Regions from separate parts of the Homo sapiens genome. Here regions 1 and 2 are each linked to region 3. The links are chromatin contacts, found by Hi-C in ENCODE. All regions are on one chromosome and are shown on one strand. The core of a region is the stretch at or near the end of the contact, and the rest is flanking DNA. Distances in the headings are between cores, read along the strand shown.

The links. A loop is a pair of places that touch in the nucleus more often than their neighbours do. Pooled maps may share reads with other maps.
Region 1: a pooled map shows a loop between it and region 3 (2.6-fold over the local background). The contact joins the enhancer-like site here to the promoter of TMEM72-AS1 in region 3. A Hi-C loop is called at or near these places in 5 of 50 pooled maps.
Region 2: a map of CD14-positive monocyte shows a loop between it and region 3 (4-fold over the local background). The contact joins the promoter of NCOA4 here to the promoter of TMEM72-AS1 in region 3. A Hi-C loop is called at or near these places in 1 of 168 maps with a recorded cell type or tissue (CD14-positive monocyte), 3 of 37 single-sample maps with no recorded cell type and 7 of 50 pooled maps.

The regions. Positions count from the first base shown.
Region 1 is chr10:43,815,423-43,818,122 of GRCh38, reverse strand. All of the region lies in intron 2 of LOC105378275 (a long non-coding RNA gene), which reads right to left. Among named protein-coding and RNA genes, the nearest start is that of LINC00619, 29 kb to the left of the region's middle. RefSeq lists a silencer at 1,356-1,556. Within about 2 kb of position 1,304, at least 14 of the 41 ENCODE cell types and tissues checked have a DNase peak (open chromatin) inside an H3K27ac peak, as active enhancers do.
Region 2 is chr10:46,029,232-46,031,931 of GRCh38, reverse strand. It overlaps NCOA4 (nuclear receptor coactivator 4), which reads left to right and starts at 1,309. Exons shown (of 10, transcript NM_001145263.2): 1 at 1,309-1,406. It overlaps LOC105378287 (a long non-coding RNA gene), which reads right to left and starts at 1,157. Exons shown (of 3, transcript XR_945923.4): 1 at 1,065-1,157. RefSeq lists an enhancer at 1,264-1,333 and a silencer at 1,694-1,783.
Region 3 is chr10:44,958,331-44,961,098 of GRCh38, reverse strand. TMEM72-AS1 (TMEM72 antisense RNA 1) reads left to right here and starts at 1,410. Exons shown (of 8, transcript NR_033842.1): 1 at 1,410-1,507. It overlaps RASSF4 (Ras association domain family member 4), which reads right to left and starts at 1,297. Exons shown (of 11, transcript NM_032023.4): 1 at 1,233-1,297. RefSeq lists a silencer at 1,327-1,546 and an enhancer at 1,324-1,618.

The sequences.
Region 1 (2,700 bases), core at 55-2,554, 1.1 Mb after region 3:
CAGGCATGGTGGTGTGTGCCTGTATTCCCAGCTACTCAGGAGGCTGAAGTGGGAGGATCACTTGAGCCCAGGAGGTCGAGGTTGCAGTGAGCTGAGATCACACCACTGAACTCCAGCCTGGGTAAGAGCGCAAGACCCTGTCTTACACACACACAAAAAAAGATGGACCCTGAAAATGAATAGGTTTCCACAGGCAAAAAAGTAAGAACGTTTGGAAAGGAAGAACCCTGTGATTTTGATGTTTAATGACCTGCCGGACAAGGACTGTAGCCACCTCAGGCAAGAGAGTCAGTGGGTTGAGTCCTGGCTAGCTGGTCACTAACTTAGTGGCCTTTCAAGGCACTTGGGCCTTGGCCTCCATTTCTGCATCTGTCTCTTGGGGACCATAGTGGTCCTAGGCCAGCTGCATCACAGGGTGCATATGATAGAAGGATCTAACTCCGAGTTAGAAGTGTCTTGCTAAGATATTATTAGTCATTTCTATTATTAAAGTCAAAGTCTAGCATTCAGAGACATTAGAAGGTCACGTTTGTGTGATGAGTGATTCAAAACACGGAAGACTTTGAATGCCAAGTGGATGAACAAGTAGTACTTACACTAAAGGAATTCATGAGAGAAAATGGAAGCTTATATTTATTGAGCAACTACTACGTGCCAGGCACAAGATTTTGTGAAACTGGTGCTAAATATTTACATTTTGCTGATGAGGAAGTGGGGTCTCTAGAAAAGGAGAGATTTCCATATTGACACACACCTGGTGAGTGTAGGAACTCTACCTTAGAGCCAGGTCTCTCTGTGCCCAAAGGGAATGACTTAGCAGAAGGGAAGGAGTGGAAAACATCCCCATCACTCTCATATCCTCAAGATCCCTTGTTAGTGCAGAGGCCCCTGGGAGCTTCTTACATGTGTGTTTTTAACCTAGTTGGCCTATTCCATTAGAGGCTGTTTTCCACTCTGTCATACCTCCGCCTTCTCTAATTCTGTTCTGGGACCACTTTCCACTTGGACAATTCATCCTCCTCCTTTGCACCCTTCCCAGTCTCCTTCACCTCCATTCCCATAAACTCCTGTGCATGTTCCTGTTACAACACTCAGCCTGCTGCAGTGGAATGCATCTGTTCTGTGCATTCTTTCAGGAAAAAATATTACGTCTTCCAAAAAATATGGAACCAACCACTAATTATGGCACATCTGCTTTGTTTCAAAAGTAAGTGTGGACAGGTCCAGGATGTTATCTCCAGACTACTCTGGAAAGCTCTCGGCATTCTCGGAACTCACAAAGGATATATGAGCAATTGCTCAGTGACTAGGCTGCAACCTGTTTCTGTGGGACTCCCACAATGGCCTCACAGCCAAAACTGTGGGAAGATCTAGGAAGAAGACATAGACTCCAACCTGGGTCAGACAAAGGGCGGAGGAAATAATTGAAAATCTTATACCAAAAACGTTAGAAACAAAAGTCATTCTCAGTGCAGAAGAGTAGCAGAGAATCATTTAAAAATGTGCATCCCTAAGAGGCCGAAGGAAAAGGAGCAGAGGCTGAGCAAGAGTCCCTGTGTGACAGGAAAAGCTGTAAGCAGTGTCTGCGGCTTTCTCTCCCCAGCCACATCCGCCATTCTCTGTTAAGGGCCCTCTCACCGAGGTTAGTCAGCCTCTCTCCTTAAAACTGAAAGTGACTGCTGGCATGCAGTTCCTCTCACATCTGGATTGCTAACCACCTGCTCCCCAAATTTGAAAGTATAATGGAATTGAATTCAAATTTTTACAAAACTTAGGAACTTAGGGGGCCAACTTTGCAAATCATAATTGATTTCCAAGAGACATGTCCTATTATATTTGTTTAACAAACATGAATGTTTCGTACATCAGATGCATTCTCAAGGTGTCATCCAATCCTCTTTCATTTAAAGTAGGGCAAGCGCGTGTTAAAAAAATCTAAATATTTAAAAATGATAGCAAATCTCCCTCACAACCAGACCCCCAGATTCCTTGCGAGAGGTAACCATCATGAATAGTTTTTTTGGGCCTCCAGACATCTTACACATATGTAAGCCCATGTATTCACTTGTGTTCATTGCGTTCGTATCCTTTTCATATCAAATTAGAGCAGTCAGTGCCTACTCTTCTGAATCCAAGTTTCTTTGCTATAACAATACATTTCAGCACATTCAGACTCACTCATTCTTTTTCAAAACTGCGTTGTATTTTATTTTAGAGAAGAATGATCATGCATTTTCCCAAGTCCCTCTAGATTGGCATTTAGGTACGTTCCGTCTTTTGCCTTTACAGGTAATACCACACACTTGCCATTGCACAAAGTTGCTCTCCCAAAGCATCAGAGGCCCTCCCCCTACCTTGCCACACTGGCTAATGTGGGACAGTTTACCTTTTTCCAGGCTCAGTGGTGAGCAATCCTATGCTGTCTCTTTATTATTTAGTCTTTTCTTTCTCTGTGGACTGCCATGTGTGTTGTCAATTTTTCCACTGAGTGGCATTTTGGTGACAGATTTGTAATCCCTGGCTTTACAATAGTGACATGTTCTTCTTCTGACTTGTTTGGCAAGTATTTTTCCTGTTTGACCTTTTTTTAAATTTAACTTCTGCCATATTTTTCATTGGTGAATTTTAGTTTTATTTTTATGTACTCATATGCATGAGTCTTTTCCCTTATAGTTTCTGGGTCTTGTTTTGTTTTGCTTA
Region 2 (2,700 bases), core at 60-2,559, 1.1 Mb before region 3:
GTCATGTTCTAGGCTGACTTCCTCATGGGACTTTTGTGGGCTTCTCTCTCCACAGCTCCCCTTCCACTCACAGCCTATGACTGTTATCTTAGCTTCTGCATCGTAATCTATGTCTCCTATTGTTTTCTAATGAGGTTGCCTTGCCCCTTGTAGCAGAGTCACTCTTGGATGAGATCCATAAAACCCTGCTATGATCACCTCCTTTGCTGCGGAATGTGGGGAAGCAGTTGGCAACTGAGTATGGAGGACCTCTGTCAAAACTGAGACAGAAAGAAGTGCTATTTAACATCTAGTCACAAGTAAATAATGTGGGTTATAATCTGGGCTGTAGGCTGGACGTGGTGGCTCATGCTTGTAATCCTAGATCAGGTGGGAGGATCGCTTGTGCCCAGGACTTTGAGACCAGTCTGGGTAACACAGCAAGACCCTGTCTCTACAAAAAAATTTAAAAACCGGGCATCATGGCGCATGTCTGTAATCCCAGCTACTCAGCAGGTTGAGGCAGGAGAATCGCTTGAACACAGGAGGCAGAGGTTACAGCAAGCCGAGATTGCGCCACTGCGCCTGAGCGACAGAGTCAGACCCTGTCTCAAAGAAAAAAGAAAAGAAAAAAAGAATCTGGGTTCTGCCATTTATTTATTTACTCAATTTTTTTTTTTTTTTTTTTTGAGACGGAGTCTTGCTCTGTCGCCCGGGCTGGAGTGCAGTGGAGCGATCTCGGCTCACTGCAACCTCTGCCTCCCAGGTTCAGGCAGTTCTGCCTCAGCCTCCCGAATAGCTGAGGCTATACGCGCGAGCCACCACGCCTGGCTAATTTTTTTGTATTTTTAGTAGAGAAGGAGTTTCACCGTGTTAGCCAGGATGCTCTCCATCTTCCGACCTCGTGATTCGCCCGCCTCGGCCCCCAACGTGCTGGGATTACAGGCGTGAGCCACTGCTCCCGGCCTATTAACTCAATCCTTAGAAAAACAAATGTGGCAAAGGTGGAATCATACAACATATGGCCTTTTGTGTCTTACGATATTCATTTTTGCATCTGAATGTTCAAACTAAATAATATCTACCTTGTGAGGCCATCTGAATCACTTAGGATGGTCCTTGGCACCAAATTTGCCTTCAAAAAAGCATTTGCTTCATTTAATTTCGATTTATTCACGAAGGACTAAAGGACACTGCAAGGGCGGGGAGGGAGTGTGCGCCTGCGCTCTGCGCCTCCTAGAGGGCAGTCAAGGGCTTCTGGCTGACCCGAGCGGAGATCTCGCGAGACTGTCAGACGTATGGCGAGAGGTGTGGGAGGAAGATTGTGTTGTCGCGAGAACTCTGCCTTTGGGCCGTAGGTTAGTGTGGGGCCGTGTCTCAGTCCACCCAAGGTCTCCTCGGATCGCCTGGAGAGGCACTCGGACCTGGTAAGAACGCTGTGGGCCGGGTGGAGGCTCGATGACCGCTGGCCCGCTGGGCCCGGGCTTGTCCGCCCCTTCCCGACCCGACCGACACCGGGACCGGTCTGCCTTCTCCTTCCCTTCCCTCCCCTCCACACGCCAGGCCCGGGCACCTCTTCCTGCCTGCCCGCCGGGCCCGGGCCTGTCTTCTCCCCTTCCGGCCACACGCCGGGCCCGGGCCTACGTTCTCGCCTTCCCGCCACACGCCGGGCCCGGGCTTGTCTTTTCCTCCCCGACCCTCCTCGTGCCCGGCCGTGGGCCTGTCCTTTCCTCCCCGACCCTCCTCACACCCGGCTCGGACACCTCCTGCTCCCCGCCGGCCTTCCCCTCTCTTTAGGTGTGACAGCTCCAAGTTTCCTGTTTCTCTCGCCTCTTGCTTGGATGTGGGGCGAGGCGAGGTCTGTTTTGCCGGACGGGCACAGAACATAATCCATTTCTAGCTTGTCAGGTGGAAATGCAAAGAAGATATTGGGTTTTTTTGGCCCTCTGTGTGCCAAACACATACTGTCACATTTAATTCTCCCAATAATCCCGAAAAGTAGCTTGATTATCTCTGTTTTACAGCTGAGAAGAGTAAGGCTTGCTCATTCATTGGTTCATTCCACCAGCAATCATTTATTTGGTGCCTGTATGTTCAGGATGTTGAGGATAGCAATGAAAAAAATGGACACCTAATTCTCATGGAACTAAATTCTTGTTGTGGGGAAAACAATAATCATAATCTTACGTGGCACGGGATTTAACATGGAATGATGCCATCAAGAATGGCAGAAGTAGAATGACAGAAGTCAGAGTGCTGAATTTATCTGACCCCAAAGGCAGAGCTTTTTTACTTTTAACTGTGCCTTTTTGTGTCACTTTCTAATCAGGGTCGGGTTCACCACAGTAATTGCCTTTTGGATGGACTTAGCTTTCCACCACGCACTTGGTAATTTGGAACTAAGTTTATAGAGACTCTTGAGTTACTTATTGGAATGAGGATGGCACAGGAAGTCATAGTTGGCCCATTTTTATACCGAGATCCTAGTGTGACATTTCCAAACTTTAAAGTACTTGAGACCGTTTGAGAAAGACTTACCCTAAGGATGCAGTGGCTTAGGCAATTTACTTGGTTTTCTCATTTGAAGATTTGCTAGCTTGCAGATTTGTTCAGATAAGTAAATGAGATTATGTATGTAAAGTCCAGCACAATAACGTTCCTTTCATTTTCTCCTTTCCTGCCTTCCAGGGAGCCTTTGTCCTTGGGTCTCTAAGGAAAATC
Region 3 (2,768 bases), core at 161-2,660:
GCATTTTTTTAACCTAAGTTTAATGAGTTTCATCTCTCCTCTTCCCTCCCTTCCTCTTTCTCCTCTGACCCTCTCCCTTCCTGTCTTCTCCCCTAACCTGCTGTCCTGGCAGAAGTAGCTAAGGAACCACACAGAGGAACAGAAGGCAGGATGGTCTACATTTACCTGTTACTTCACCAATTCACTTCTAACTTAAAAAAAAATGGTTTCTGGCAACAAATCCTGATTGACACCTTAGTACTGTGGGCAGTTAAACTACAGCAAAGCCAGCGAGGGGCTCCTCTGTGAGTGCAAAGCATAGCTTTGGAGTCTAACCTGCTTGGGTTCAAATTCCAGAAGCCCAGCCCTTATTTGCTGTGCGACCTTATTTAATTCCTATGTGAAATGGGGCTCCTGAAGCTGTCCTTACTGTGTTTTAAGAAAGTGCTGGCCCTGGCCTGGGCACTGATTCTGGTGTGAGAGGAGGCCTCCCTCCCTCCGCCGTGCCAGGTTAATGAAAACACTGAGGCATGTTTTGGAAGTGGGAAGTGCAGGATGGGACCGGAGTCAGGAGCCCAGAAGAGCAGGGCAGCAGGCAGGCTGACCTTCGGAGACTAAGGGTGAAGAGCAAGAGACTCAGGGGCACAACAAGCCCTGGGTTCAAATCCTGGCTCCATCACCAACTCATCCGGTAAAGGTGGACAATTTTATAACTCTTTAAGCCTCAGTTTTCACATCTGAAAAGGGGATAACGAAAGTAGGACTCTCACTTGCTGTGAGGAGTAAGAGGCATATCGTGTTAAAGCACTTGGCCCAGAGCAAGGCGAGCCCTCTACAGACAGCGATTGTGAGACAGACCCCCCCTGCTGCTATTATCTTGGCGTTCGATTTCCATCAGTGAAATCAGAGTTGTGCCAGAGGCCTCTAGGCTCTCTCCCCAACTCTAGGATCAGTGCTTCTAGGAAACTGGTTAAGGACAAGGTGAACAAAAAAGGTGTAGCCAGTGGCCGGGCTCATCTGTCTTGCTCAGGTTGTAGCCCCTAAATTGCTTAACAGAGGTGCCAGGCGCAGTGCCCCCTCTCAGCAATGAGCCCGAGGCCCGCAATGCGCCAGGCTGGCGGGGGAGGGACCCTGCGCGCTGCGGCCGAAGGGCACAAGTGCCCAGGCTTCAGCGTCCCTGCCTGGTGGCAGTCCTGGGTCGGAGGGGATGCTCCATGGACGCCCAAGCACTCTCCTGCTCGTTCATCACTCACCGTCCAGTCATCGCGCAGTCCAGAAGCCACTGCATGTGTCGTGTCCTCGCTTGCACCGGAGCTGCGCCCGCAGCGCCTGCTGACCCCAGGCTTCAGCTGCTCGGGGCCAGGCCCGCCCCTCGCCCCGCCCCTCGCCCCTCGCCCCGCCCCGCTCCCCGCCTCTCGCCCGGCACGGCCAAAGGTGCCGCCCCGGTCTCTCCGTCCCGCCCCGAGCACGCCCCTCACTCCGCACCGGCCAATGGCACCGCCCCGTCCGCCCCGCTCTGGGAACGCCGGTAGGTTCCGGGTGCAGGGCGGTGGCCTAGGGGCGGCGGGGAAGATTTGGGGCCTGCGACCTGCCAGGTGTCCCCAGGCCATTGTTCAGCTCGCCGCGCGCTCCCGAGTTCCCGAGGGCGCCCCGGGACGCGAGGAGAAAGCAGCCCGACTCAGCCCCGAGAGGTTCGGTGTGCGGGCAGCGGCCAGGGACTTTGCGGGGTAGCGCGGACTCCTGGACTTCCAACAAGGGCCGCTGCGCAGGCGCTGCAATCACTGCAGGCACTTGTCTGCATGCCTGGTGGGGCTTGGAGTCTGGGGAGGCTTATCAGTAAAGCCCAGAGCATTTGCTATTTATTGCTCAAGGGGCACCTTTGTACAGTCTGGCCGTTTGCTTGGCATGGCCTCTTAGAACTCCTTATTGTTTAAGAAATCCGATCTGGTGAATAAGAAGTTAGTCTTTCTCTCCCAGTCACTGCCTCCTGGACGAATATTTGCCAGCACGGAGGCAGAGAGGACAGAAAACCACAAGCCATTTGGGGAACTGGGAACAGTTCAGTGTTTCTGGGGTGTGGGGGTGTCAAGGTGGGGGATGGGGTTGATGGAAAACATTTGCAATTTCTGCTTTACCTCACGATTCCCAGCTCTGACCTCTGGACCTGTTCTCTCCCACCCCTAACATAAATCATTTTAGTTTCATTCAGTGTGCGTTTCCTAATATTTTTAGGGTCTCATGGCCATTTTAGAATCTGATATGGATCTTCTAGAAAGTGCAGGTGGCCATATGCACCAAAATCAGCCTGGGATTTGAGTCTCATGGGTCCCTGAACTTCGACTTAGAGGGGCTGTGCTAATGCTTGTATGGCTGCTGTATGACTTATGTTGGAACCCCCACCTGCAAAAAGTGACAGGACTGAAGATACCCAGTCCAGGGGCCCTCCCGTTTCTGCGTTTGCTTGAATTTTTGGAGAATGGCCCATCCTTTGACAGCTCTGAGGCTCCCTGTGGTTGGTGACTTGTCATGACACATTTGCTCTTCCACAGCCCTCATCAAAGCTGAGACAAATAATCGGGTGCTTCCAAAGGTTTTTTAAAAGTGGGTAAAATTCAATATAACTGTCAACCTCTGAGCATGAGATCCTAAGAATTTAATCACTCCTGATAGGAGAAGTAAACATAGCACCAGGGTGACATAACAGTTTCCCTGGGCTCTCCAGAACTCGAGTGTGAATCATTCTCTCTGACCTAATTAATGCTGTTCACAGGGCCATGACTGGCTCTGAG